5 separate regions of the Homo sapiens genome follow, and regions 1, 2, 4 and 5 are each linked to region 3. Evidence: read pairs that join two places in POLR2A ChIA-PET (ENCODE). Cell type or tissue: MCF 10A. All regions are shown on one strand. Each heading gives the region's core, and the rest is flanking DNA. Links, peaks and the distances in the headings are about the cores only. Region 1 has its middle 20 kb from the start of VPS13A. Region 2 overlaps VPS13A (vacuolar protein sorting 13 homolog A). Region 3 overlaps VPS13A (vacuolar protein sorting 13 homolog A). Region 4 has its middle 12 kb from the start of VPS13A. Region 5 overlaps VPS13A (vacuolar protein sorting 13 homolog A).

Region 1 (5,981 bases), core at 1,878-5,877, 150 kb before region 3:
ATACAAAAATTAGCTGGGCATGGTGCACATGCCAGCTACTCGGGAGGCTGAGGCATGAGAATTGCCTGAACCTGGGAGGCAGAGGTTGCAGTGAGCTGAGATTGCACCACTGCACTCCAGCCTGGGCCACAGTGCGAGACTCCATTTCAAAAATAAATAAATAAATAAATAAAGGCCATTACCTGGGCACAGTGGGTGGCTCATGCCTGTAATCCCAGGCTTTGGGAGGCCAAGGCAGGTGGATCACTTGAGGTCAGGAGTTTGAGACCAGCCTGGCCAACATGGTGAAACCCCGTCTCTACTAAAACTACAAAAACTAGCTGGGCATGGTGACGCATGCCTGTAATCCCAGCTACTTGGGAGGCTGAGGCACGAGAAGCCCTTGAACCTGGGAGGTGGAGGTTGCAGTGATCCAAGATCATGACACCGCAATCCAGCCTGGACAATAGAGTGAGACTCTGTCATAAAAGAAAGAAAGAAAGAAAGAAAGAAAGAAAGAAAGAAAGAAAGAAAGAAAGAAAGAAAGAAAGAAAGAAAGAAAGAAAGGCCATTAAAACCAAAACAGTCTAAATTACCCTTTTACATACAAAGAAACCCAAGATAGTTGGTAATTTTACAAAACGGCTCAGAAAGGTAATTTCTCCACTTTAGTTACCTATATATTTCAGATGCTATTTCCACAGGATGATATTAAGTTCCTGATTATTCACCTATATTGTAAGAACTTCCTAGTTCACCACAACTCTGTGATACTAATTCTTTTAAAATTAGGTATGTCCGTTTTCTGATTAGCAGGGTTTACTACACAATTAACAGAAGGGGCGTGAAAATCAGCTTAATAAAATTCTCCTTCATGACTGATTTTTGCACCTTTGGGACAGGTGGTCTTAGGTCAGTTGCCTTGGAAAACAGTTTGGGATGGAGATTTGCATACAGGAAATTTGCAGGGAGTGCTCTTGGGAATAACCCCTGTAGGGGAATGAGGGAAACAGGGCTGGGCAGAGGGAGAATTCAAGTGGCAGAGAAGTTGCAACAGAGGCCTCAGCTGAGCCTAAGAAAATTTCTGACTTTTAAAAAGTCAGGAAACAACAGGTGCTGGAGAGGATGTGGAGAAATAGGAACGCTTTTACACTGTTGTGGGAGTGTAAACTAGTTCAACCATTGTGGAAGACAGTGTGGTGATTCCTCAAGGATCTAGAACTAAAAATACCATTTGACCCAGCCATCCCATTACTGGGTATATACCCAAAGGATTATAAATCATGCTGCTATAAAGACACATGCACACGTATGTTTATTGCGGCACTATTCACAATAGCAAACACTTGGAACCAACCCAAATGTCCATCAATGATAGACTGGATTAAGAAAATGTGGCCCATATACACCATGGAATACTATGCAGCCATAAAAAAGGATGAGTTCGTGTCCTTTGTAGGGACATGGATGAATCTGGAAACCATCATTCTGAGCAAACTATCGCAAGGACGAAAAACCAAACACTGCATGTTCTCACCCATAGGTGGGAATTGAACAATGAGAACACTTGGACACAGGGCAGGGAACATCACACACAAGGGCCTGTCGGGGGGTAGGGGACTGGGGAAGGGATAACATTAGGAGAGATACCTAATGTAAATGATGAGTTGATGGGTGCAGCAAACCAACATGGCACATGTATACATATGTAACAAACCTGCACATCGTGCACATGTACCCTAGAACTTTAAGTATAATAAAAAGAAAAAAAAGAGAAAATTTCTGGAGTTGGGACAGCCTTTCAAAAGTTGTCCTATATCTAGACAAAGGAGCCTAGTCCTCTACCCCTTCATTAACCAGTCATTAGATGTGGGCTGCTCCTGGGGAGGGGGCATTTGGCTTGGGGGAGTCAACTCTTTTCTGCCCAGGGCAACAGAGAGGAACTCAGTTGTAAACCACCAGCAGCTTTCAGAAGCTGGGGAAGGCGAGGGGAGGGCGGTGAGTTTTGGTCCTGAAAGGAAGCTGGATAGGGCCCTACAGACTCCTCCTCCTCCTCCTGCTTATACCCTAGCTATATAGATATAAAGTTACAATTAATGTATTTAAACTTTTACATATTGCTCTTATTATAGCTACTTTCATATCTCAATGAGTCAGAACTAAAAATATTCCTGGCTCTTTGTTGTGTGTTCTTGGATCAAAGACAGAACAGATTTACACCATTACCAGGATTAGTGTCTGTGAACAATCAAACTAAGTAATAAGTTCAATGTGTTCTGTCCCTTTAGGTGAAAGGAGTAATAACTACAGGAGTGAGTAAACAAAGATCATTCCAAGTATTATATTTGGCTGGGCAGGTGTTACAGGCAGACAGATGCCAGTAATATTCAGTAACTAGGGAAAAGGAAGCAGGTCTTTTCTTTCAAGGCAGGTGCCTCCCTATTGCCTCCTGCAGTTCCCATAAGACCTTCCTGATCCTTAACATGTCTCTCACCTCCTATCAGTGATGACTGGCACAGAGCTGCCCTGGCATTCCTTGCAGTGGCTCTCAGCTGCTCTGCCATCCTGCTGCCCTCATGATTCTGGTATCGAGATAAAAATTGCTATGGACTTTCATTAGTTTTGAGGCCAGAGTTAACAGAAGTAGCTTGTTTTTTTAACCAAGGTAAGCTTGTCCACCATATGGATGTTAACTACAGATCCATGTTATTTCATTGACTTAAAACAATGGCATTTGAATATATCCATATTTTCTGCTGGTCCCACCCAATGCTCTTTCTGTGCCTGAGTAGACTTGTCTAATGTCTTCTGTAAAGCTGAAAATAAACCTTTAAAGTAGCTCACTTGGGAAAATAGAAATGTAGAGGTCGATAGGAAATTATGGTTGCACTTGTGATTACTCAGTGTCTTAAATAATATTGAAAAGGGAAATTTCAAAATTATCCATGTATTAAACCATATGTATCCAAACTAAACACGTACTACTTAATTCTTTAAAAGGATTGGGCTCTAGTAAGACAAAAATAAACCCAGCTAAATCATTTCTTTATATCAACTGGGTATAAACACTTTCTCAGATTTGCATGGTGTTGACTGAAATTCTTGTGGAAAAAAATGTCCAGATTGGTGGAGATGTATTAAAATCATCATAATTCTGACAGCATGTTTTATCCTTATTGGTTCCCTTATGTATTAATAAACATATAGAACTGGATGAAAGAGATGTGTGCAACGATTATTGATTTTATAATAAGTCAATTGCATATCTCACCTGACTAATCAAAGTCAGGATATTGCACCTCATAGAATTGAATGAAAATGCTCCCTGAGAGCAGGCACTTTGACTTGTGTCCTCAGCCCCTAGAACAGTTTCTGGCACATAGTAGTAAATAGAAATAATTATTTATGGCTGGACGCAGTGGCTCACACCTGTAATCTCAGCACTTTGGGAAGCCGAGGCGGGCAGATCTCCTGAGGTCAGGAGTTCAAGACCAGCCTGACCAACATGGTGAAACCCTGTCTCTACTAAAATACAAAAATTAGCCAGGCATGATGGCAGGTGCCTGTAATCCCAGCTACTCGGGAGGCTGAGATGGGAGAATCACTTGAACCCGGGAGATGGTGGTTGCGGTGAGCTGAGATCACACCACTGCACTCCAACCTGGGTGGCTGAGCGAGACTCCACCTCGAAAAAGAAAAGAAAAGAAAAGAAATAATTATTTATTCAACTAATAAACAGATGGATAGTGAAATCAGCTATACTTTGAAATGTCTCATAGGAGATCGTAGGAGAGGCTGTGGAAGCCTGAAGCAAGGAAGGCTAATGAGATAGCTGAGGAACATACTGAGTACAAGGAACTGAAATGAGCATCACGAAGATTTTTTTTAAGACTAAAAGCCCTACCCTCACAGGAATGTTCCTTAAATATTTCTGAAAGAAAGATATATTCAAACAAGGGCAAAAGAAGTCCTTTAATCAAGAGATGCTTGAGTCCCCTCAGTTAATTTAATCCTGTAGATAGAGCTTGCTTTATTATTATTTTTTTAAGGTCCTGTCTTTTACATCCAATGTGATTTCTTAAGGTTGAGGGCAGGTTTCTCTCATGTCTAGGCAGGATATCTCACTGCTGCAATCTCATGATTGGAATCCCAGCAATGTCCTTTAGTGTTTCCTTTGGCAGGGATCAAGTTCCTTCTTGCCATTCTACCCACTCATGATACAACTTTCAGCAATATCAGCTATTTATGATTCCTGTCATCTTGAAAAATACCCAATTCTGGCCAAGTATGTTGTGAGAAAATGCTATAGAAATGATCCTTATTTATTTGTGTTTCCATAATTTGAATCAACTTTGATCCACTTTCGTGAAGGCTTCCTGTTTCTCCCAAGCAGTTGTGGGTTCTTCTTCCAGGTTTCTGTTGTATATTGAACATGCATCCTTCATGACAATTAGTATATTGTAGCATAATTGGTGTATTAGTCAGGGTTCTCTAGAGGAACAGAATTAATAGGATAGACGTCTATATGAAAGGGAGTTTATTAAGGAGTATTGACTCACAAAAGCACAAGGTGAAATCCCACGATAGGCTGTATGCAAGCTGAGGAGCCAGGAAGCCAGTACGAGTCTCAGAACCTCAAAAGTAGGAAAGCTGGCCAGGCGCAGTGGCTCACGCCTGTAATCCCAGCATTTTGGGAGGCTCAGATGGGCTGATCACCTGAGGTCAGGAGTTCGAGACCAGCCTGGCCAACAAGGTGAAACCCCGTCTCTACAGAAATTAGCTGGGGGTGGTGGCATGCACCTGTAATCCCAGCTACTCGGGAGGCTGAGGCAGGAGAATCGCTTGAACTCAGGAGGCGGAGGTGGTAGTGAGCTGAGATGGCTCCTCTGCACTCCACCCTGGGCATCAAGAGCGAGAATCCATTTAAAAAAAAAAAGTAGGGAGGCTGAAAGTGCAGTCTTCAGTTTGTGGCCAAAGTCCTGAAAGCCCTTGGCAAACCCACTGGTAAGTCCAAGAGTTAAAAAATTGAAGAACCTGGAGTCTGATGTTCAAGGACAGGAAGCATCAGCACAGGAGAAAGATGGAGGCTGGAAGACACAGCAAGTCAGCACCCTCCAGCTTCTACCTGATTTTTCTAGCTGTGCTGGCATCTGATTGGATGATGCCCACCCACATTGTGGGTGGGTCTTTCTGAGGGTGGGTCTTCCTCTCCCAGTCCACTGACTCAAATGTTAATCTATTCTGGCAACACCCAGATACACCCAGCAACAATACTTTGCATCCTTCAATCCAATCAAGTCCACACTGAATATTAACCATCACAATTGGTCATGTGCTTTCCTTCCCATAGATGCAATGTTCCTTGAAGAAAGACTGTGTCTCCATATCTATTATAACCTGACACAACTGGTGCTTAGTAAATATTCATTAAGGTAGAGATTGGTCTGACTTACTAGCTACAAGGAGGATTTATGAACCTTAATATGCCTGTCAGTATTTTGAGAGAAGTCTGGATATGTCCAACCCATCCTTAACCCATTCCCCGTTTAGAAAACAAATGTGCAGCTCACTGCCAGTGCAGTATTCTCAGGGCAAATGGGAAATGGGTTAAGGGGATATATGTTAACCAAGACTAAAAGAAGTCAATAAAACTTTTTTTCTTAATTGCAACACTTCAGCTATTCTGTTCCAAGTCATCTTTCCTCATTTTGCCATAACAATCCACAGTTCATTACTTTAGGTTGACCCATGTGAAACTGATGATAATCAACTATTTTAGACTAGGACACTCAGCAATATCATATGGCTTAACCTAAAAATGTCAAGGAAGATGGGAGATGTGAACTTGTCAATGCATCTAACACCTCCAGGGGTATCATCTAATTTTCTTGTAAGCTTTTGACACCTTCTCCTTAGAACTATAAAATTGCCACATAACTCAGTTTTCCTTGGCATCTTTGCAACAAAAATATCCCTAGGGTTTCCTCCTACATGCAAAATAG
Region 2 (5,981 bases), core at 1,294-5,293, 71 kb after region 3:
TACAAGGCTACAGTAACCAAAAGAGCATGGTACTGGTACCAAAACAGAGATATACATCAATGGAACAGAACAGAGCCCTCAGAAATAACGCCGCATATCTACAACTATCTGATCTTTGACAAACCTGACAAAAACAAGCAATGGGGAAAGGATTCCCTATTTAATAAATGGTGCTGGGAAAACTAGCTAGCCATATGTAGAAAGCTGAAACTGGATCCCTTCCTTACACCTTATACAAAAATCAATTCAAGATGGATTAAAGACTTAAACGTTAGACCTAAAACCATAAAAACCCTAGAAGAAAACCTAGGCATTACCATTCAGGACATAGGCATGGGCAAGGACTTCATGTCCAAAACACCAAAAACAATGGCAACAAAAGCCAAAATTGACAAATGGGATCTAATTAAACTAAAGAGCTTCTGCACAGCAAAAGAAACTACCATCAGAGTGGACAGGCAACCTACAAAATGGGAGAAAATTTTCGCAACCTACTCATCTGACAAAGGGCTAATATCCAGAATCTACAATGAACTCAAACAAATTTACAAGAAAAAAACAAACAACCCCATCAAAAAGTGGGCGAAGGACATGAACAGACACTTCTCAAAAGAAGACATTTATGCAGCCAAAAAACTCATTTTGATATTTTTTAAGTTGCTGCCATTGCATTGTTTCAACTTTATGAAGTTCCCCTTTATTTTTCATTCATTCCTAGCAGGCTTGCAGGAGCAGTTTGGCAAGTTAAGCAAGCTTTTCAGTTATCTTAGTTTAAATACATTAATGCTATATATCAATTATAAAATTAGCAAATATAATCTGTATCCTTTTTATGAAATGAAGAATGGCATTTTGTATTTCTTGGTTCAAACTCAGTTTGTCTTCACCCTTCCTTTATTATCTTATTTTGTTATAAGTTGTTATAGTAGTCCCTCTTGATCTGCAGGGATCTGCAGTGGATGCCTGAAACCTTGGACAGTACTTAGCCCTATATATACTGTGTTTTCTCCTGTACATACATATCCGTGATGAAGTTTAATTTTAAATTAGGCTCAGTAAGATATTAACAATAATAATAAAATAAGACAATTATAACAATATACTGTAATGAAAGTAAAATAAACGTTACTTGAACACAAGCACTGTAATACCGCAATAGTCAGGATGATAACTGAGACAGCTACTATGTCACTAATGGACTGGTGATGTATAAAGCATGGATATGCTGGACAGAGGGATGATTCATATCCCAGGAAGGACAAAGCAGGGTGGCAAGAAATTTTATCATACTACTCAGAATGGCATGCAATTTAAAATGTAGGGATTGTTTATTTCTGGAATTTTCCATTTAATATTTTTGGACCACAGTTGACTGTGGATAACTGACACTGCAGAAAGCAGAACTGTGGATAAGCGGATACTAGTGTATATGCATATCCTTTCTCTTCCTTTATGCAGGTAATTTTAATACACATTGTTTTTTACTCCAAATGAAATTTAGTGTAAGGGTGAAATTTAGTAGTTTCTTTATTGTTACCTGTGTCTTAGAAATTTGTAACACATATAACAGATGATAAAATTAATGTTAATTAGACCCATCTTAGAAAGTTAGGTGGGTGGCTGTCTTCCTAATCTTTTTCCTTTGTGTTTTCTCTTGCTTTCTGCTCTATAGGGATATGTATTGTCATCATATGAGCTATTCCTCTTAAGCCAGTATTTCATACTGGTTACCATAATTGGGTGTTTCTGGTTTCGGCATTTAGAATTAAGGTGGGGGAAAAAGGAATCATTCTCCTCTACCTGTAACTTTAAGTTTCATAAATATAATGTGTTGAGTCGTAGTCATCAGAGAAGCTCAAAAGTCAATGAAACGTAAGGAATTTGAAACATATGAAGGCTTCTTTCAAAAGCTGCTAGAATTACCTTCTGTTTATCTAAAACCTTATAATTCTGTACCCAGGTATATTACCTTTAGGGATTGAGGGCACAATGAAACATTTTTAGAAAAAATAATAAAGACTAAGAACTATTGAAGGATGTACCTGTGAAAAAAGACACTGAAAGTAAAAGGAGGAATGGGTTACAAGATTCAAAGATAAAAATATAAATTGGATAAATCTAATTGAGCTACATGAAAGCAACATTGGAAACATTATTAAAACATAATAAAATGCAATTTGGGGAGAGAATGATTGGCATTAAATATTGTCCTATTTGTAAAGAGGATGTATTTACTAATATTAGGTGAAACAGACATTAAGGCAATAAAAGCATTATTTGGGATAAATAAGGTAATTAGGTAATGATAAAAAGAACTAAGTAGGAAGATAGTAACAATTTCAAACTTCTACTCAGTTCATAAAATAGCCTTAATTTTTAAAAGCACAACTTGACAAAACTGTAAGAACTTTTCAAATGTACAACAAAGGTGGAAGAACTTAATATTTTTCTCAATAATTGATAGATCAGGAAGACAAAATAAAAGTAAGTAAATAATTATCTGAATAGAGTTAACAAGCTACCTAATACAAACATAAATAATTATTCAGCACATTTTAGGGAGCATTGTCTATGATCTAGACACTTCTCTAATCACTTGAGGGACCAGCAATGAACACAATTGGCAATGGTCCTGTGTTCATACAGCTTACATTCTAGTGGGAGAGTAATAGACAAAAATAAGTAACTGATAAATATATGATATGCTAAATGGTGAAAAATGCCATGAAGAAAAATAAAGCAGATTAAAGGAGGTAAGGAGATGCAAAATGGTAGGGAGGAGGGTTGCTATTTTACATATTCAGTGATCAGGGATGCTTAACTCATAAGATTATATTTGAGGAGAGACCTGAAAGAAGTAAAGGGTGAGCCATGTGAGAAGAATGTCCCAGGCAGAAGGAACAGCAGTTAAAAAGCCCTGATGCAAGAATGTGCTTGGCCTATTTGAGAAACAGCAAGACTAGTTTGCCTGGAGTAGAGTGAGGAACGGGGAAAGTTGAAGAAGATGTTACCAGGGAACATGCGGGGAATCACATCTCGTAGAACTCGGCAAGCCCCTGTAAGGACTTAGGCTTTTGCTTAAGATGAGAGGCCATTGAAAGGTTTCAAGCCAGAGAAATGATGTGAGCTGGCTGCTGCATTGAGGCGTAACCACAGGGGATTAGGGCAGAAACAACACTTAAAAGGCTTTTGCAGTAATCCAAGTGAGTGACAATGGTGATTCGACTATTAGAGTACTAGAGATTATGTCCTGCATGTATTTTAAAGATAGTGGCAATAGCATTAGTTGATAAATTGGATGCAGGATATGAAAGAAAGAGAATCGTGAAGAATAATTCTAAAGTTTTTATGTGTAGTACTGGAAGGGTGAGGTTGTCGTTCTTTTTAGGGAAAGGGTATTAGACATTTCCTTTTGAATATATTAAGCTTAAAATATCTCTTAGACATCCAAATGGAGACATCACGTTATTGTTGAGTAGAGGAGTTTGAAGTATAGAGAAAGGTCCAAGCTAGAGGTAAAAATTCAAGATTTGTGAGCCTATAATAAGGTATTTGAAACCATGAGATTGGATGAGATCACCAAGGGAATGAGACTGAAAAGAGAAAAATAAGGTCCAAGGACTTGGCTTTCAGGCACACCAACTCTTAGAAGTTGGGGAAATGAGGAAGACCCAGAAAAGGAGGCTAAAAAGAAATGGTCATTAAGTTACCTAAAAAATTTTAGGGTCAGTTTGTCAATTTCTACAAAAAAGGTAGCTAGGATTTTGATGCAGATGGCATTGAATCTGTAGTTCAATTTGGGGAGTGTAGCCATCTTAACAGTATTATCTTTTAACCTGTGAAAATGCAACGTCTTTCCATTTATTTAGGTCTTCTTGAATTGCTTTCAATAATGTTTTATAGTTTGTAATGTACGAGTCTTATACTTCTTTTTAAAAACTTATTCCTAAGTATTTTTGATGCTGTTTTTTTTTTTTTTTTTTTTTTTTTTTGAGACGGAGTCTCGCTCTGTCGCCCAGGCCAGACTGCGGACTGCAGTGGCGCAATCTCGGCTCACTGCAAGCTCCGCTTCCCGGGTTCACGCCATTCTCCTGCCTCAGCCTCCCAAGTAGCTGGGACTACAGGCGCCCGCCACCGCGCCCGGCTAATTTTTTGTATTTTTAGTAGAGACGGGGTTTCACCTTGTTAGCCAGGATGGTCCCGATCTCCTGACCTCATGATCCACCCGCCTCGGCCTCCCAAAGTGCTGGTATGCTGTTTTAAATGGAATTGTTTTCTTAATTTTATTGTTGGATTGTTTATTGCTGGTGTGTTGAATACAACTGTTTTTCTTTATATTTGAGTTTCTGCAATCTTACTGAACTTGTTTATTAGCTCTAATGGTTTTGTGGATTCTTTTGGGTTTTCTATATGTAAGAGTATATCATCTGAGAACTGAGGTAACTTTACTTCTTCCTTTCTGATCTGGATGCTTTTTTTCTTGCCTAGTTGTCCTGGCTAGAACCTCTAGTACAATGTGAAGTAGAAGTGCTGAGAGAATAGACATGCCTATATTGCTTTTAATCTTAGGGGGAAAGCTTTCAGATGTTCACCATTAAATGTGATGTTAGCTATAGGTTTTTGTGTCTTTATCATGAAAACATGTTAGATTTTATGAAACGCTTTTTCTGTATAATTAAGTTGATAGTTGGTTTTTCCTTTGTTTCACTAATGTAGTATATTACATTAATTGAGTCAGATCTTAAACTAATATTGCATACCTGGGATAAATCCCATTTGGACATAATGTGTAATCGTTTTTATATTTTACTGGATTTGGTTTGATAGTATTTTGTTGAGGATTTTTGCATGTATATTTATAAGGGATATTGGTCTGTGGTTTTCTTGTGATGTCTTTGCCTGGTATGGGTATCAGGGTAATATTGTCCTCACAGAATGATTTAGGAAGTGTTCCCTCCTCTTCAAATTTTTGGAAGACTTTGTGGAGCGTTGATGTTAATTAAAAAAAAAATTTGGAGAATTGATCAGTGAAACCGTCTGATTCTTACTTTTATTTCTGGTGAGTTTTAAAATGACAAATTCACTCTCTTTACTTGGTAAAGGTCTAGTTAGGCTGTTTCTTGAGTCATTGTCAGTAGTTTTTATAGGAATTTGTTCAATTCATCTAGATGTTCTAATTTGTTGATATATATTTATTGATCATAGTAAATATTTACTAGTATTCTCATATAATTATTTTTCCCTTATATAGTATTTATTCCTAGTATTCCCTTATAATTATTTTTTGTTTCCATAAGATTGGTAGTAGTGTTCCCTCTTTAATTCCTGTTATTCATAATTTGGGTCTTCTTTTTTTTCTTGGTCAGTTTAGTGATGGCGTGTCATTTTTGTTGTCCTTTTCAAAGAACCAGTTTTTAGTTTCATTGATTCTATTTTTTCTATTCTCTATTTCTTTTATCTCTGCTCTAATTTTTATTATTTTCTTCCTTCTGCTAGCTTTGGGATTAGTTTGCTTTTTCTACTTTCTCAACTTGTGAAGTTATATTATTGATTTCAGACCTTCTTTTTTAATGTAGACATTCACATCTATAAATTTCCCTCTGAGCACTGTCTTTGCTGCATCTTATAAGTTTTGGTGTGTTGTATTTTTGCTTTTATTTGTTTCAAAGTAGTGAATTTCTTTTGTGATTTTTTTCTTTGACATTTTGTTATTTATGCTTCTATGTTTTAATTTCCACACACTTGTAAATTTCATAAATTTCTCTTATTTACACATTTCTAGTTTTCTTCCATGTGGTCAGGTATCATACTTGTATATTTTCAGTCCTTTTTTTTTTTTTTTTTTTTTTTTGTGAGATAGAGTCTCACTCTTGTCACCCAGGCTGGAGCAGTGGCGTGATTTTGGCTCACTGCAACCTCTGCCTCCCAGGTTCAAGAGATTCCCCTGCCTCAGCCTCCTGAGTAGCTGGGATTACAGGCAC
Region 3 (5,961 bases), core at 1,962-5,961:
TACTTACCTAAATCAGTGAGTTAAAATGTTTTTATAATGATGTCTTATATAATGTTTGTTTACAAATTACATAGAGATATTTTTTTTTTTTTTCCCGAGACAGTGTTTTACTCTTGTTGCCCAGGCTGGAGAGCAATGGCATGATCTTGGTTCAATGCAACCTCCGCCTCCTGGGTTCAAGTGATTCTTCTGCCTCAGCCTCTCAAGTAGCTGGGATTACAGGTGCCCACCACCACGCCTGGTTACTTTTTGTATTTTTAGTAGAGATGGGATTTCACCATGTTGGCCAGGCTGATCTCGAACTCCTGACCTCAGGTGATCCACCCGCTTTGGCCTCCCAAAGTGCTGGGATTACAAGCATGAGCCACCACTCCTGGCCTACATAGAGATAATTCTTATTTTAATGGTTTACTATACAACTTACAACTTATATACTTTTGCACTTTTTACCATATTCCAAAATTGTATCGAAAAATACATATTTTTCCCCTTTTTTTTTTTTTTTTTTTTTGGAGACAGAGTCTTGCTCTGTTGACCAGGCTGGAGTGCAGTGGTGCGATCTCGGCTCACTGCAACCTCCACCTCCCAGGTTCAAGCAATTCTCCCACCTCAGCCTCCTAAGAAGCTGGGACTACAGGCGCATGCCACCACGGCCAGCTAATTTTTGTATTTTTAGTAGAGATGGGGTTTCACCATGTTGGCCAGGCTGGTCTCAAACTCCTAACCTCAAGTGATCTGCCCGCCTCAGCCTCTCAAAAGTGCTGGGATTACAGGTGTAAGCTACTGTGCGTAGCTCTATTTCTGTATAATATAGAACACTCAGCTCAGTGTAAGTCACCCAGGTTTCTAGTGGGATAGAACATCACTCAACTCATTTTGACAGATAAAAAAAAAGTCTGATAGATATTTTCCCTTTATACCCAACAAATTATTGATTTCTGCTATTTGCATATAAAAGGATAAATTTAAGTTAATCTTTTTTTAACTACCTGAATGTATATGAAACAATTTAAAAGAATGTTATCTCTACTTATAGATCTCGATTTATTAATGATGCATACCAGGAAGTACTGGATCTACTCCTGCCATTAAATCTTGAGGTTGTGGTTGAACGAAATTTATGCTGGGAGTGGTACCAGGAAGTTCCTTGTTTTAATGTAAATGCTCAGCTGAAACCAATGGAGGTAACTTTTTTTGGATACTTATCAATTTTTGTTTTGCTTGTTGAAAAATACTGCTTGGGGACATAAGGCATCATTTGAGTGGAATTTGTATATACATAATCACCTTGGTCAGAATTGAAATAGTGATTATATTAAACTAGAATTCATTTTAAAATGGTCTTGATTTATTCTTTTAACAAATATTACTGGAGATAAAGTGGCAAGGAAGCAATGACATTGTCTCTGACTTCATGGAACTTGCCAGTCTAATGCAGGGGTTGGTGGTGATGGTGATCTGGAAGGTATAGTAGTAGTTAGATAGTAAAAAAGTAATCAGACACATAATTAAAATAGTTATAAATTGTGGTAAATTTAATGAAGTGAAGGGGTGGCCTGCACCTCCACACCTGTGGGTATTTCTAGTCGGGTGGGATGAGAGACTGAGAAAAGAAATAAGACACAGAGACAAAGTATAGAGAAACAACAGTGGACCCAGGGGACCAGCACTCAGCACACCAAGGACCTGCACTGGCACCGGCCTCTGAGTTCCGTCAGTTTTTATTGATTATTATTTTCATTATTTCAGCAAAAAGGAATGTAGTAGGAAAGCAGGGTGGTAATAAGGAGAAGGTCAGCAAAAAACGTGTGAGCAAAAGAATCTATGTCATAATTAAGTTCAAGGGAAGGTACCATGAGTGGACGTGCACGTAAGCCAGATTTATGTTTCTCTCCACCCAAACATCTCAGTGGAGTAAAGAATAACAAAGCAGCATTACTGCAAACATGTCTCGCCTCCCACCATAGGGCGGTTTTTCTCCTATCTCAGAATTGAACAAATGTACAATTGGGTTTTATACCGAGACATTCAGTTACCAGGGGCAGGCAGGAGACAGTGGCCTTCCTCTATCTCAACTGCAAGAGGCTTTCCTCTTTTACTAATCCACCTCAGCACAGACCCTTTACGAGTGTCGGACTGGGGGACGGTCAGGTCTTTCTCATCCCACGAGGCCATATTTCAGACTATCATATGGGGAGAAACCTTGGACAATACCCGGCTTTCAAGGGCAGAGGTCCCTGCGGCTTTCCACAGTGCATTGTGCCCCAGGTTTATTGAGACTAGAGAATGGCAATGACTTTTACCAAGTATACTGCTTGTAAACATTTTGTTAACAAGGCACGTCCTGCACAGCCCTAGATCCCTTAAACCTTGATTTCATACAACACATGTTTTTGTGAGCTCCAGGTTGGGTCAAAGTGGCTGGGTCAAAGTGGCTGGGGCAAAGCTACAAATTAACAACATCTCTGCAAAGTAATTGTTTAAAGTACAGGTCTTTTTCAAAATGGAGTCTCTTATGTCTTCCCTTTCTACATAGGCACAGTAACAGTCTGATCTCTCTTTCTTTTCCCTACAATGAAGGACACAAATAATAGGCATGGTGCTGTAGTCAATTAGATATATTAATATAGAATTTATTGGAAAGATCTAGGTTAGAAATACTAATTTTGGTGTCACCAGCATATAGATGGCATTTAAAGCCATGGAAATATATGAAATAATCTATACAAAGGAAGAGAAAGTATTAGAAGAATTCATAAGTTGAAAATGAAAATGGCAAATGTGTCACCACCTTAGTTTTACTTTCTTATTGGTTGACATTGCTTCAAAGATCTCTCATGGAACTGCCCACAAGTTCATATTTTTTTCCCTTGACTGGATGAAAGTCAAAAGTGTGTCATAGGCTTTGCTGAAGTGATAGCAACATATGCTCTGGGAGGTTTCTTTAAGAAACCTACTTAACAAATCCTTCTCCCCACCTCACAGTTTCCCTTTCTATTTCTTTCTGTAAAAATTTTATTGATTATGAGAAAACCATCATTTTAGAGATTTCAGACTTTTTTTCTTTTTTTTTTTTTTGAGATGGAGTCTCGCTCTGTTGCCCAGGCTGGAGTGCAGTGGTGCAATCTCAGCTCACTGCAAGCTCCGCCTCTGGGGTTCACGCCATTCTCCTGCCTCAGCCTCCCGAATAGCTGGGACTACAGGCATCCGCCACCGCGCCCGGCTAATTTTTTGTGTTTGTAGTAGAGACGGGATTTCACCGTGTTAGCCAGGATGGTCTTGATCTCCTGACCTCGTGATCCACCCCCCTTGGCCTCCCAAAGTGCTGGGATTACAGGCGTGAGCCATCACGCCTGGCCGAGATTTCAGACTTTTAAGTCAAACGTATATTCAGAGCATAAAACATGATGGCATTATGAAAATCTTAGTGTGTAAGATAATAATGGCTGCTTTAACTTACAGGGTAGGAGATGGAAGTTATCTTTTTAAGATAAATATTTGAAGTCTATTTATATTGGTAAGATAACAGATAGAAACTCATAAAACATATAGAAACTTATAAAACATAAATATTATGTTCCACCCAACATGCTGGGGCAGTTGCTATCCCACTGGGCCCAGTTATTAGGCATATTTGTGTGGGGCAGCAAAGACACTGCTTTCTCATGCTCTTCCCAGGTAGAATCCATACAGAATGTCCTGGTGATGCTGCCAACAATCTGCAAGTGCCCAGCTGCCTTTTGAGGCCAACCCTCTAGGGTAAAGTTGGGGCTTCCCTTACTCTAATTCACCTGAGTAGTTGGTTAGCTGCTGTTGCAGCTCACCCCAGAGCCCAGATATTTGTTCTCTCCTGGGCCTCATCTTCTGTGCCAGGGAGAGGCTAGAATTGGTTGTGAAATCATTTAGTCTAATGCATCCAGACCAAGTGGAGCAGCTTGTGATTTCTGACTTGTCAGATTTTCAGTGGTTGCATACACAGCCTGTCCTGACATGTAGATACTGCAGATCAGCAGCCCCAGGATCCTTACAGTTCTTTGAACTTCCTCCACTGAGCTCCTGGCAAAAGTGAAGGAAGAGTGCCAATTAATAATCAGTATTTGAGGTGCATGCGATAGACAGATACTAACTGGAAGACATGGTTTAGAAGTTGTAATATTTATTTTCATCTTATTATATGAACTCTTTTTGCAGTGTCTGCTACATAGTTACAAACTAAGTGTCATGAATAAAGAATGAAGGAATGAAAGCTTAAAAAAAACCCCAAACATTAGTAGTATGTATAAGGTACACATGGACTTAATTTTAAAACACTAAATTAGTGTGTCATCTTTGAAATGCAGTCAAAGAAAGCTTGGTTACAAGTAAAACTTGTTAAATATTGTGGGATTCAAATTATCTCCTTGGGGTCATAACAGCTAAAAATTCTTTTTGTTGTTTTGACAAACTTAGAAGTGAGCCAAACTCAAAGATCTTTTTTACATTATTTCTGTTGTGTTAGGGTTCTCCAGAGAGAGAGAGAGAGAGTGTGTGTGTGTTTGTGTGTGTGTGTGTGTGTGTGTGTGTGTGTGTGTAAAGAGAGGGAAAAGGGAGAGACTTATTTTAAGGAATTGGTGTACATGATTGCGGATGCCACCAAGTTCAAAGTCAGTCTACAGGGTAGGCCAGCAGGAAGGATATCCAGGGAAGAGGTAGTGTTGGAGCTCGAGTCTGAAGGCAGTCTGCTGGCAGAATTCTTGCTTAGAGGAGGTCAGTCTTTTTTTATTGAAGGCCTCCAACTTCAATACAAAGCAATTGGATGAGGTCCACCTACATTATGGAGTGTAATCTGATTTACCTAGAGTCTAGAGATTTAAATATTAATTTCATCTAAAAAATATTTTCACGGAAACATTTTATGTTTGACCACATACCTAGGTACTGTGACTGAGCCAAAGTGACATACAAAATTAACCATCACAGCTATTAAGGCAGGTCTTATGCTGTTGATTTGGGACTAAATTTGTAACAGCTAGGATTTGAAATTGGCTCTTTATTTTTTTTTTTTTTTTTTGAGACAGAGTCTCTGTTGCCCAGGCTGGAGGGCAGTGGCGCGATCTCGGCTCACTGCACTCTCTGCTTCCCAGGTTCAAACAATTCTCCTGCTTCAGCCACCTGAGTAGCTGGGATTACAGGTGTGCACTATGCCTGGCTAATTTTTGTATTTTCGGTAGAGTCGGGGTTTCACCGTGTTGGCTGGGCTGTTCTCTTAACTCCTGGCCTCAAGTGATCTGCCTGCCTCAGCCTCCCAGAGTGCTGGGCTTACAGGCGTGACCCATCACACCTGGCCTGAAATTATTAGCTCTTTGAGTTAGTTCCTAGTTTATGTGTGGACCTAAGCATATTAACCATTTAGCTTCAGTGTCTTATAAATATAAATATCAGGATTGCATTAGCTGGGCATGTTGGTACATGATTGTAATCCCAGTTTCTTGGGAGGCTGAGGTCAGAGGTTGAGCCCAGGAGTTTGAGGCTGCAGTGAGCTAGGATTGCACCACTGCATGCCAGCCTGGGTGACAGAATGAGACCCATTCACTAACTACCTAACTAAATAAATACATTTCAGGATCATATTCCATAGACCTAGGACTTTTTCGAGGTTCAAATAAAATAGTTCATGTAAAACACATTGTGAACTCTAAAATTTTTGGTAAACCAAATGTATCATTTTTTATTCTACATTTGTAAAATGAGGTGCTTACTAACCAAAAAAATCCAAAGTAGACAGATAACTACTGAAAGTTCATTTTAAAGGTTTAAAATTACTATATTATTTGGTACATTAATAACAAATAGTTCTTTATTCATAACTTCATTGGTATTAACACCTAATTTAGTTCTATATTTCACAAGCTACTAAAGAGCACATGGTCATTTAGAAAACTGAATATTCAGTTTGTAAAAATGTTTAATTGGTGTGGTAGA
Region 4 (5,981 bases), core at 303-4,302, 140 kb before region 3:
AAAGATATGATTATCAGGTTTGAAATTGTAGTAAACTACTTTAAAAGGAGAAGATTTAGAAAGATGGAAGCATAGCACACTCTCCTGGCTCATGTGTGTATCAAAACAATATGAATAAGCTCCACTCACTTGTTTCTTCATGTACAACTTGCAAGATTTCTCCACTTTTTTCTGTCTCCTCCCATCTCCCTCTCTCCCTCCCTCTTAGTTTTAAAGGGTGTTTTTTTCTGAATACAAAAGGAATACATACCCAGTGAAATAAATTCAGTGATCATCAAAACATAAAAGAAACTCAGAACTTATCCCTGATTTCACCACCTGAAGACAATACTATTACATCCTAGTGTAAGTTCTTCCAGACTATTTTCTATGCAAATGCCCACCAAGTTGAACAAATATCTGGAACTCTCAGCACATAGCAAGGACTCAAAAAAAGTTGGCTGTTGGCTGGATGTATTGGCTTACTCCTGTAATCCCAGCACTTCGGGAGGCCAAGGGAGACAGATCACTTGAGGTCAGGAGTTTGAGATCAGCCTGGCCGACATGGTGAAACCCTGTCTCTACTAAAAATACAAAAGATAGTTGTGCATGGTGGCACATGCCTGTAGCCCAGCTACTTAGGAGGCTGAGGAACGAGAATCACTTGAACCCAGGAGGCAGAGGTTGCAGTGAGCCGAGATCACACCATTGCACTCCAGCCTGGGGAACAGAGCTAAATTCCGTCTCGAAAAAAAAAAAAAAAATTGGCTGTTAACACTCTTTTATTTTTAACCAACCTTTTGAACTTAAGATATTCTAAATACATTTTCTTTCAAAATGTATATGATCATTTGAATGAATGCAATTTGCATAATAATTCCTCTATTAATGGATAATGAGCTTTATTTTCTACTTTTCTTTATTATACACTATGCAGTAAACATCCTCATTCCTACAGATTTGCACATATGTCCATTTTTCCTAAAAATAAGGCAGACTTGTGTATAAACTATTCCAGTAGTTTGATCTCTGGCTTATTGCTAAAACTTTCTGTGCATTAGTTTCCTCAATTGTAACAGTTGGTAATAATATCTGCTTGCAAAGTTGTTGTAAGGATTAAATACTTATGTCTATAAAGTGGCACTACAGAGCCTGGCTCAGAAGTAGAATTCAATAAATGATTATTTTTCTTTAAAATAATTTACTAAAAATAGACTACTTGGCTCAAGGTTAAGCACAATCCAAAAGCTATTTACAAATACTGTCGAATGGACATCCAGAAAAATTATACCAATTTCTTCTGCTATCAGTAGGGTTGGAAGTTTCCCATTTACCATTTCCTTCAGAACTCTGGGTGCTACCAATTTTTTAAATCTTTGTCAATTTTATAGGTGAGAAGCACTTTCTTGTTTTTTATTTGGATATATTTTATTAGCTGGAAACGACATATTCTTATACATTTATTAGGTATTTATTTCTCTCACGAATTGTCTATTCAAATCAATTGCACATCTTTCTGCTGAGTTCTTTTAAAAATTTGAAAGAGTAAACTTTAAGGGTATCCTGTATTTTAATAACATCACAACTTTGAAATCTTGTTTTCAGGCCCGGAGCTGTGGCTCATGCCTGTAATCCCAGCACTTTGGGAAGCTGAGGTAGGCAGATCATTTGAGGCCAGGAGTTTGAGACCAGCCTGGCCAACATGGCGAAACGCCGTCTCTACTAAAAATACAAAAATTAGCCAGGCATGGTGGCATGGGCCTGTAATCCCAGCTACTGAGAGAGACTAAATATCCAATTTTAAGAATTGTTGTCCCCTAATTCAAGTTAAGTAAAATGTATTCCCTTGTTTTACATAATTATTAGATTTTAAGCCAGGGCTTCTCGACCTCAATCTATTAACATTTGGAGCTGGTTAATTATTTGTTGTAGGAGGATTTCCTGTGCATTGTGGAATGTTTAACAGCATGTCTGGCCTCCGTCGAATGTCTGAAGACATTGGCAAATGTCCCATGAGGAGCAAAATCACTCCTAGTTGAGCAACACTTCTCTAAGCTAATCATCGTTGGGTGGTGCCTTAGTTCATTTCATGCTGCAATAACAGAATACCACAGACTGGGTAATTTATAATGAACACAAATTTATTGGCTCACAGTTTTGAAGGCTGGAAAGTCCAATATCAAGGTACTAGCATCTGGTGAGGGTCTGCTTCTTGTGTCAACTTATGGTGGAAGGTGAGAGGGCATATGAGAGAGAGAGAGCCCAACTGAAAGACTTTTTATTAAAGCATTAAACCTACTCATGAAGGTGGAGCCTTCATGGCCTAATAACCTCTTAAAGGCAGCCCCACCTCCTAACGCTGTTACAATGACAATTAAATTTCTTTTCTTTTCTTTTCTTTTTTTTTTTTTTTTTTTTTGAGACAGAGTCTCAGTCAATCGCCCAGGATGGAGTGCAGTGGCGTGACCTCGGCTCACTGCAACCTTCACCTCCCAGACTCAAGTGATTCTTGTGCCTCATCCTCCCAAGTATCTGGGATTACAGGTATGTGCCACCACACCTGGCTAATTTTTGTATTTTTAGTAGTAAAGACAGGGTCTTGCCAGGTTGGCCAGGCTGTCCTCGAACTCCTGGCCTCAAGCCATCCATCTGCCTTGGCCTCCTAAAGTGCTGGGATTACATCCGTGAGCTACTGTGCCTAGTCAGTACTTTTTACTACATTTTAAAAAAACAACTTGTGTGACAATTTGGTAATACCTCTGCTATGGTTTGAATATCCCGTTTGAAACTCATGTTGAAATTTAATTGCCATTTGTGACAGACTGAGAGGTGAGACCTTTGAGTGGTGACTGGGTCATGAGGGCAGAGCTCTCATGAATGGATTAATGCTATTATTGAGAGAGTGGGTAGGTTACCTTGAGAGAGGGCTCCAGACAAAAGGATTAAATGCGGACCCTATTTTAGTTTATTTTATTTTTTATTTTATTTATCTTTATTTTATCTTTCTGTCTGGTGGACTCGCTACGTGATGCTTTCTGCCATGGGTTGACCTTCATCAGACATTGGTGCCTTGCTCTTGGACTTCTCAGCCTCTAGAACTGTGAGCCAAATAATCTTCTGTTCTTTATAAATTACCCAATCTGTGGTATTCTGTTATAGCTGCAGAAAATTGACTAAGGCAACATTTTTTTCTCTTAATTTCAATCTAAAAAATATTGTAGCCATGCTCTTTGACACAGAACTTTGATGTCTAACTTACTCATCATCTTGAATTCAGAACTACCTCAAACTGACCTGTTGGTCACAAGGTATACCTGAGCCCACCTCTATATGGAGGTGAACTGGCTTTCATATATTTCATTGTTGAGCTACTCAGTGATCCTAAAAAGGAAGCCAGTTGTAATGCCATCTCATTAGAGTTGATCATTACAGCAATTTGCTGCACACTTTAAATAGTTACACTTAAAACACTTGGTAAAATATGTAACCTTGAACTCACTACTCCTTAATACTTATCAAAAGCTTGAATGAGATAAAAAAAATATTTTTGGAGAATTGCCTGTTGGATAAGTAGCCTACCCATTTCTCTCCATGTTAAAGAATCTATCCCTATAAAAAGACAGATGGTCAGAAAAGTTATTACTTAAGCTCTAATATATGGCTTACCTGCCTCATCCGATTTGTTTATTCAACATATATCTACTTCAGGCACGGTGCTTGGTGCTAGGGATGTAGCAATAAAGAAAATACAAACTCCTGGCACTCAGGGAGTTTGTATTCTATGAGAGGGTGTACTAACTAGTTATTGCTATATAACAAACCACCTCCAAATGCAGTGTCCTTTAAAAAAAAAACAAACCTCATTATTAGAATTCTTAAAACATAAGGGCACTTTGGGAGGCCGAGGCGGGCGGATCATGAGGTCAGGAGATCGAGACCACAGTGGAACCCCGTCTCTACTAAAAATATAAAAAATTAGCCAGGCGTGGTGGCGGGCACCTGTAGTCCCAGCTACTTGGGAGGCTGAGGCAGGAGAATGGCGTGAACCCGGGAGGCGGAGCTTGCAGTGAGCCGAGATTGTGCCACTGCACTCCAGCCTGGGCGACAGAGTGAGACTCCGTCTCAAAAAAAAAAAAAAGAAAAGAAAAGAAAAGAAAAACATAAGGGGCAGGTTAGGCCAATCAAAGAGACTGGGGCAATCTTGGTGACTTGGCACTGCTCCACGTATCATTCATTGCCTAGCAGCCTAGGCCAGGCATGTTTCCATTGCAATGGCCCAGAGGGAGACAGAAAGACTAACTGTGCAGGTGCTTTCCAAGCTCTGTTTGCATCACAGCAGCTAATGTGTTATTGGCCTAAGCAAGTCACATGAACGAACGCAGAATCAAAGAATGAGGCGGAATGCCCCCCTCACAATAGGGGAATGCTGCAAAGTTAAATGACCAGATACAGAGAGAGGTAAAATAATGGAATCAATGGTGAAATTATTACAGAGGGAGACAGAAAACAAGCAAATAAGTAGTGATAAGTACTGTAAGAAATAAGCAGAGTAGAAAAAGAATACTAAGGAGTAGAGGAGGGATACAGGGATAGTGTTATTTTTGAGAATATAGTTAAGGAAAGCTGCTTCAATTAGGAGGTATTTGAAGAGCGATCTCAATGTGAAGAGGGATCATTTGGGGGAATTTGAGGAATACAAGCTAAAAGGAACAAAATAGAAAAATAATGAAGAGAATAAACAAGAGTGAAAAGACAATCTAGCTGGAAGTTATGAACTTGTATTCCCATCAACCCATATGGTTGCCTGACCATTGCTATCCATTTTTTAAATGCATTTGCAGGATTGCATAGAGACGCCGACTTAATTTTACTACTCACATTGTCTACAGGCCCGCTAGTCTGATGATGAGGTGTCAGTAGTTAAGGCTGAGGCAGTCCTCATGTTGTTCTTTTCATTCCAAATGCATTGATGAATTTTATGCAATTAGAGAAAAAATCAAACAGTTTGTATTGACCACGGACACTAAAGGACAAATTCAAATTCTATACTTCCTCATAGACCAGCTCAAATGTCTGACATAGCCAGTGAGTAGAATTAAACCTTCTTTGTTTAAGAATTGGTCCATTAACAGTATAATGTTGAGAAAAAAACAAAGCCAAACTTGTTTTCAATACCACAAAGCTGCAATCAACTGAGTCTTTCTTAAAAGGATATGAAAAGCAAGAAAATCTTTAGTATGCCATAATTAACATTCAAATAGAAGAGAAACCAATTCAGTAGTAAAAATATGTGGTTAAAAATGTCATAAGCTAACATTACTAAGTTTGATTTTCAAATCTGAAGTTTAGTTGAAAGGATGTTTAGGATTCATTTTATAAAATATATAATTGATTTATAATCACTGTCATTTAAAATGAAAGTTTTCTTTTAAAACCGATGATTACAGTAGTTCAATTTGAATACAGATTTGGAAGGATTTTATATTTAAAAATCCACTAGATGGCGCTCTTTTAACCTTCTGGAAGGGAAAGTTGAAGACATTTCAATCTCTGACTGATGCTGGAATCAGCTAATTTAACATTAATGAAACCGAACTGGTGCATCTGACTCAGAATTTCCTTGGATATAAAAAGCAGAGTGTATAATCTACGAAGAATATAAATGTGATAATTGACAGAGACTACTCTTCTTCTTTTTTTCCATCTTTTTTTTTTTTTTTTTTTTTTTTTTTTTTTTAAGACGGAGTCTCGGTCTGTCGCCCAGGCTGGAGTGCAGTGGCGCGATCTCGGCTCACTGCAAGCTCCGCCTCCCGGGTTAACACCCTTCTCCTGCCTCAGCCTCCCGAGTAGCTGGGATTACAGGCGCCCGCCACCCCGTATGGCTAATTTTTGCGTTTTTAGTAGAGACGGGGGTTTCACCATGTTGACTAGGCTGGTCTCAAACTCCTGACCTCCAGCTGATCCGCCTGCCTAGGCCTCCCAAAGTGCTAGGATACAGGTGT
Region 5 (5,981 bases), core at 703-4,702, 83 kb before region 3:
AGCAATTGAATTTAATAAACCACAGGTGATTTTCTTTAATATAATTTTCAATTGTGAATTATTGTTTGATAAAAGCAAAACTAAGATTTTAAATGTTTCACTAAAATTCATGATGTTATATGGTAGCATTTCCCTAAAAAGTCAGTAATGTAACTTTTATCTTCAGCAATTGAACAAAAAAATGTGATACATTTAAGAGCTTTAATTTTCCATTCTTTAGTATTTCAGTATTATGGAGCTTCTTGAATCAGTTGATATGATGGCACAAAATCTGCCATATAGGAAGTTCAAACCTGATGTGCCTCTTCACCACCATGCCAGAGAATGGTAAATGCCTTGATTTTTTTTTTTTTTTAGATTTTAAAAATACAACATAAAAATAAATTTCTCGACTTCAAGAATAATCTTTAAGATATACCATTTTTAAGGTCTGATACAAACCATAATTGATTTATAGCTAGAAATATATGTAGCTGCTTTAGCTTATTGAGTTAATGAAACTGATTTAAGGGATTCTTGCTAACACAGTTTACAACTCGAGATGCTCGAATACCATAGTTTTCATTTACTATGGACGGGTCAGTATATTTAGAATTATTACAAAAACAAATCCTGGTTTGTTTTCTTGCATTGTCTCTCCCCAACCCCCACCTCAGCTTCCCTATCAGATACACTGAACCAATATTATTAAACCTGTATTTTAAAAGCTAAAAATGTTACGGAGTCTATGCAGGATAATCCCATTTTAAAACTCAAAAGTCTTGTTATTCCAGTTTTTAAGCTATTCCCTAGTTTCTAGAAGTTACAATTACTCTTTCAGTTGACTATTTCAGTTATTATTCAGATGACTAAATGTTATTTGCCAATTAATGCCTTAACAGTTCTTGTGTAGAACTATATTTAACAAAATGGAGTGATTTTGCTTATTTTCACTTAAGAAAGAGGAAAGATTAATATTGAATGGATTATTAATGCAAATGGAGTTGGGTAAAAAGGAAGTACTCAGATAATATATCATTTTCCTAATCTTTGTATTATAGTTATGTATGTTGTTAGAGTAGAAGCAATGTCAGTAATGTTTCATACTGTTGATTTGAGGGTGTTAAATGTTTTTCTTTTTTTAACTAGGTGGGCTTATGCTATACATGGCGTTCTTGAAGTAAATGTTTGCCCCAGGTTATGGATGTGGTCATGGAAGCATATTAGAAAACATAGGCAAAAAGTGAAGCAATATAAAGAACTGTATAAAAAAAAGTTAACAAGTAAGAAGCCACCTGGTGAACTTCTCGTGTCTTTGGAGGTTAGCATTTAAAATGAAATTGTTGAGTGTTTTATACTACATAGCTCCTTATTGGTCTTCAGTGACTGATACTCCCTACCTTTCATTCCAATTTTTATTGACCTTTTCATCTCTTTTACTTAGACTTTTTTGTGCTTCTGTTCTTAACTTCAGCTGAATAATACAAGATTTGTTGAAATTCTCCAGTGAGCTTTTGAAATTCGAGATTATTCTCAATCGGAAGGAATTTGGGTTCATGCAAATAGTATGATTATGTCATTTTTAACCTCAAAAGTCTAAATAGTGTTTGCTACATTGATTCCAACTTCTCTGTGTTGGTTTCAAAGCCTTTTATGTGTCACCACTACATTTTCCCTATGTTACAATCTGACCATGCACTAATTTAATGTTTCCTGTACTCTGTATATTTAATGCTCATTCTTTTAGCCACGCCTATGCTCATAAATGCTACCTGCCTTTATCTCTCTACCTACTCAATTCTACTCATCCCTGAAGTTCTACTTAAGTCTTAGTGCTTGCATGAATGTCTCTGAATTTTCTGCTTATACAGAGCCCTTTTTCTCTTAATTTTTGTGGTATCTCTAGTCTCTACCAGTAGTTTTACATTTAATTATCTATCTTGAGATATTATTTTTGTATTAATCTTGTCTTTTAGCATTATGACATATTTCAAGAGGGACTCTTTTACAAATTGATGAACTATAGCTTAGAGAGATTAAGGGGAGTTAGTCTCTTGAAGTTAATGTAAACATTCTGAATCCAGAATGAATTTCTAATTTATAGATTAGATTGACTTTTACTTTTATTTTCAATGTGGGAGACTTTCTGAAGACCTAGGGCTGTTAGGAATGCCTGGGCTTAGAGTCTTTGGGGGATGGGTTCAGGTTGTCTTAGTCTTGAATCATAACCTGAGTCCTCCAAGTCTGGATAGGAGAACCCTGAATAAGTTATTCTGAAATAATAATGGGTTGTAGTTACTTCTCTTGGGGGAAACATAGTTTGATCATGAAATTCTCAAAAGTAATTATGGGTATGTCAAGATAGCTGTGATGAAAGATTTAGCTAATCTCAGCTTATTTCAATAGCTATGACAACTATGAAAAGTGTTAAGTATTAAAAACAAGTTTTAAGTGTATCTGGGTCTACTTGAAATACAGGCATACTTCACTTTATTGTGCTTTGCAGACATTGTGTTTTTTACAAATTGAAGGTTTGTGGCAACACTGTGTCTAGCAAATCTGTCGGCACCATTTTTCCAATAGCATTTATTCCTGTCTATGTGTCACATTTTGGTAATTCCCACAATATTTGAAACTGTTTCATTATTATTATATCTGTTATGATGATCTATGATCAGTGATCTTTGCTGTTACTGTTGTAACTGTTTTGGGGTGCCACAAACTGCATCCATATAAGACAGCTGTTAAATTAAGTTTAGACTAAAGCTGCCTCCTTACATATTTTAAGTTTGGCCAAAAGGTTTCTTTGTACGCCATAAACTATAGCTTAAATGGAAGTATAAACAGACTCTAGTCTACTCTTGTGCCAATCACCAAGTTTTGGCCAATCACATGTGGCCAGTTGTTCAAACCGTGTTCAAATAAGGTGAACACTAAGCTATAACCAAACCAGCTGTTTCTGTACCTCACTTCCATTTTCTCTATGTCAGTTTCCTTTTTCTGTCCATAAATCTTCCACCGTGTGGCTACACCAGAGTCTCTGAGCCTCTTCTGGCTCTGGAGGCTGCCCAATTTGCAAATTGTTCATTGCTTAATTAAATCTTTTAAATGTACTTCGGCTGAAGTTTTTATTCTAACACAGCAAACTTAATAAATGTTGTGCGTGTTCTGACTGTTCTGCTGACTGGCTGTTTTCCTGACTCCCTCTGCTTGGGCCTCCTTATTCCATGAGATAAAATATTGAAATTAGGCCGATTAATAGCCCTACAAAGGCCTCTAAGTGTTCAAATATAAGGAAGAATCATACGTCTCTCACTTTAAATTGAAAGTTGGAAATAATTAAGCTTAGTGAGAAAGGCATGTTGAAAGCAGAGATAGGCCAAAAGCTAGGCTGCTTGTGCCCAATGGTTAGCTGAGTCCTGAAGGAAATTGAAAGTGCTATTCCAGGGAACACATGAATGATAAGAAAGTAAAACAGCCTGATTACTGATGTGGAGAGTGTTCTAGTGGTCTAGATAGATGAAATCAGCTACAGCATTCCTCTAAGCCTTATCCAGTGCAAGGCCCTAAACATATTCTCTTCAATACTATAAAGACTGAGAGAGGTGAGGAAGCTGCAGAAGAAAAGTTTGAAGATAGCAGAGATTGGTTCTTGAAGTTTAAGGGAAGAAGCTGTCTCTATAACAAAAGTATAAGGCAAAGAAGAAAGTGCTGATGGAGAAGCTGCAGCAAGTGATCCTGAAGATCTAGCTAAGATCATTGATGAAGGTGGCTATACTAAACAGATTTTCAGTGTAGATGTAACAGCCTTTTACTGAGAGAGGATGCCATCTGAACTCTCCTAGCTAGAGTGAAAAAGTTAATATCTGGCCTCAAAGCTTCAAAGGACAGGCTGACTCTCTTGCTAGATGCTGACGTAGCTAGTGATTTCAGGTTGAAGCCAGTGATTCTTTGCCATTCTGAAACTCTTAGGGCCCTTAAGAATATGCTAACTCTACTCTGGCTATGCTCTATACACGGAACAGCAAAGCCTGGATGACAACATATCTGTTTACAACATTTTAAACCCAAGCTCAGACCTACTGCTCAGTAAAAAAAGATTTTTTTCAAAATATTATTGCTAATAGACAATGCACCTAGTCACCAAAAGCTCTGATAGAGATATACAAAGAGATGAATGTTGTTTTCATGCCTGCTAACACCACATCTGTTCTGCCACCCATGGATTGAAGAGTAATTTTAACTTTCAAGTCTTATTATTTAAGAAGTACATTTTGTAAGATGATAGCTGCCTTATGAAGTAGGCAGCTATCATTCCTCTGATGGATCTGGGCAAAGTAAATTGAAAACCCTCTGGAAAGGATTTGCCATTCTATATGCCATTAAGAATATTTGTGAATCATGGGTGGAGGTCAAAATATGAACATTGACAGGTGTTTGGAAGTTGATTCCAACCCTCATGGAAGACCTTGAGAGGTTCAAGATTTCAGTGGAGAAAGTCACTGCAGATGTGGTGGAAATACGAAGAGAACTAGAAGTGGAGCCTGAACATGTGACTAAATTGCTACAATCTCATGATAAAACTTTAACCAATGAGGAGCTGCTTCTTATAGAAGAGCAAAGAAAGTGGTTTCTTGAGATGAAATATACTCCTGGTGAAGATGAGAACATTGTTGAAATGACAATTAGAAATTTACATAAAATTAGTTGATAAAGCAGCACTGCTGTTTGAGAGGATTGACTTCAATTTTGAAGGAAATTCTGTAAGTAAAATGCTATCAAACAGCGTTGTACGCTACAGATAAATCAGTTGTGAAAAGAAGAGTCAATTGATGTGGCAAACTTCAGTTAAGAGATTGCAATAGCCACCCCAACCTTCAGCAATCACCACCCTGATGAGTCAGCAGCTATCAACATCGAGGCAAGATCCTCCATCAGCAAAATATTACAACTCGTTGATGGCTCAGATGATTGTTAGCATTTTTTAGCAATGAAGTATTTTAAAATTAAGGTATTTATGTTGTTTTCTTAAGACAATGCCATTGCACCCTTAATAGACTATAATGTAGTAGGAACATAACTTTTATATGCACTGGAAAACCAAAACATTTGTCTGACACTTGCCATACTGTGGTGATCTGGAACTGAATCTGCAGTATCTCTGAGGTATGCCTGTATCTTAATGATAACATACAGGCTGTACACATAATATGAAGGATTTACGATTATATATCTTTGTATAGATTTTTTTTGAGACAGAGTCTTGCTTTGTCACTCAGGTTGGAGTGCAGTGGCACCATGACCCCTCAGACTTAAGCTGTCCTCTCATCTCAGCCTCTTAAGTAGCTCGGACTACAGGCATGTGCCACCATGCCTAGCTAATTTGTATATGTTTTGTAGAGGTTTTGCAGTGTTGCCCAGGCTGGTCTGGAACTCCTGAGTTCAAGTGATTCGCCTGCCTCAGCCTCCCAGAGTGTTGGGGTTACAGGCATGAGCCACTGTGCTTGGCCTTGTAATTATATTTTTAGTTGAAAATGTAACTAATATGTTTACCCTTATCTGTAGTTTAAACCCAAATAAAATCATTTTAAACAATGCATGTACATATTTTAATATGTGTTTATAACTTGAAGAGTTTGGAACTCTTTATGCAGAATATGTATTATTTCATTTTTCAAAAAATTACTCTCTAATTTACTAATTTCCATGCTGATATATGTTCAAGCATTGCTTCCCAGAATTTAACATATGTATTATATTGATGAATGTTCTGTTGTTTGCTTCCTATTATATCTTTTCTTTAGTGCAGCCATTTGATAGATTATGTGCTTAAGTTAATTATGTAAAGTTATTTTTGTAAAGTTAACACATTTTTGTTTATATTTTTCAGGAGTTGGAAAAAACCTTGGATGTCTTTAATATAACTATAGCTAGACAGACGGCAGAAGTTGAGGTAATTCTTGGCTTTTCAATTAGTAAAAATAATTCTGAATTCCATATAG

What was found. ChIA-PET counts read pairs that join two places held together with the same protein. Peaks named below come from ENCODE experiments on the same cell type or tissue, not always from the same donor. Only the 100,000 strongest peaks of a DNase experiment are listed, where the experiment ranks them.
Region 1: POLR2A ChIA-PET joins it to region 3 with 6 read pairs; 1 of 35 experiments calls an interaction of 5 or more read pairs at or near these places.
Region 2: POLR2A ChIA-PET joins it to region 3 with 5 read pairs; 2 of 35 experiments call an interaction of 5 or more read pairs at or near these places.
Region 4: POLR2A ChIA-PET joins it to region 3 with 5 read pairs; 1 of 35 experiments calls an interaction of 5 or more read pairs at or near these places.
Region 5: POLR2A ChIA-PET joins it to region 3 with 5 read pairs; 3 of 35 experiments call an interaction of 5 or more read pairs at or near these places.

Annotation. Positions count from the first base shown.
Region 1 is chr9:77,154,815-77,160,795 of GRCh38, forward strand. No RefSeq gene overlaps it. Among named protein-coding and RNA genes, the nearest start is that of VPS13A, 20 kb to the right of the region's middle. In MCF 10A, for the core only: no CTCF peak of the experiment used is centred there; a DNase peak (open chromatin) is centred at 4,147.
Region 2 is chr9:77,373,239-77,379,219 of GRCh38, forward strand. The region is part of intron 67 of VPS13A (vacuolar protein sorting 13 homolog A); the gene reads left to right. Among named protein-coding and RNA genes, the nearest start is that of GNA14-AS1, 71 kb to the right of the region's middle. In MCF 10A, for the core only: no CTCF peak of the experiment used is centred there; no DNase peak of the experiment used is centred there.
Region 3 is chr9:77,301,879-77,307,839 of GRCh38, forward strand. It overlaps VPS13A (vacuolar protein sorting 13 homolog A), which reads left to right. Exons shown (of 72, transcript NM_033305.3): 34 at 1,037-1,184. Among named protein-coding and RNA genes, the nearest start is that of VPS13A-AS1, 130 kb to the left of the region's middle. In MCF 10A, for the core only: no CTCF peak of the experiment used is centred there; a DNase peak (open chromatin) is centred at 3,943.
Region 4 is chr9:77,162,076-77,168,056 of GRCh38, forward strand. No RefSeq gene overlaps it. Among named protein-coding and RNA genes, the nearest start is that of VPS13A, 12 kb to the right of the region's middle. In MCF 10A, for the core only: no CTCF peak of the experiment used is centred there; a DNase peak (open chromatin) is centred at 2,006.
Region 5 is chr9:77,220,057-77,226,037 of GRCh38, forward strand. It overlaps VPS13A (vacuolar protein sorting 13 homolog A), which reads left to right. Exons shown (of 72, transcript NM_033305.3): 11 at 1-25; 12 at 221-327; 13 at 1,129-1,300; 14 at 5,870-5,932. Among named protein-coding and RNA genes, the nearest start is that of VPS13A-AS1, 45 kb to the left of the region's middle. In MCF 10A, for the core only: no CTCF peak of the experiment used is centred there; no DNase peak of the experiment used is centred there.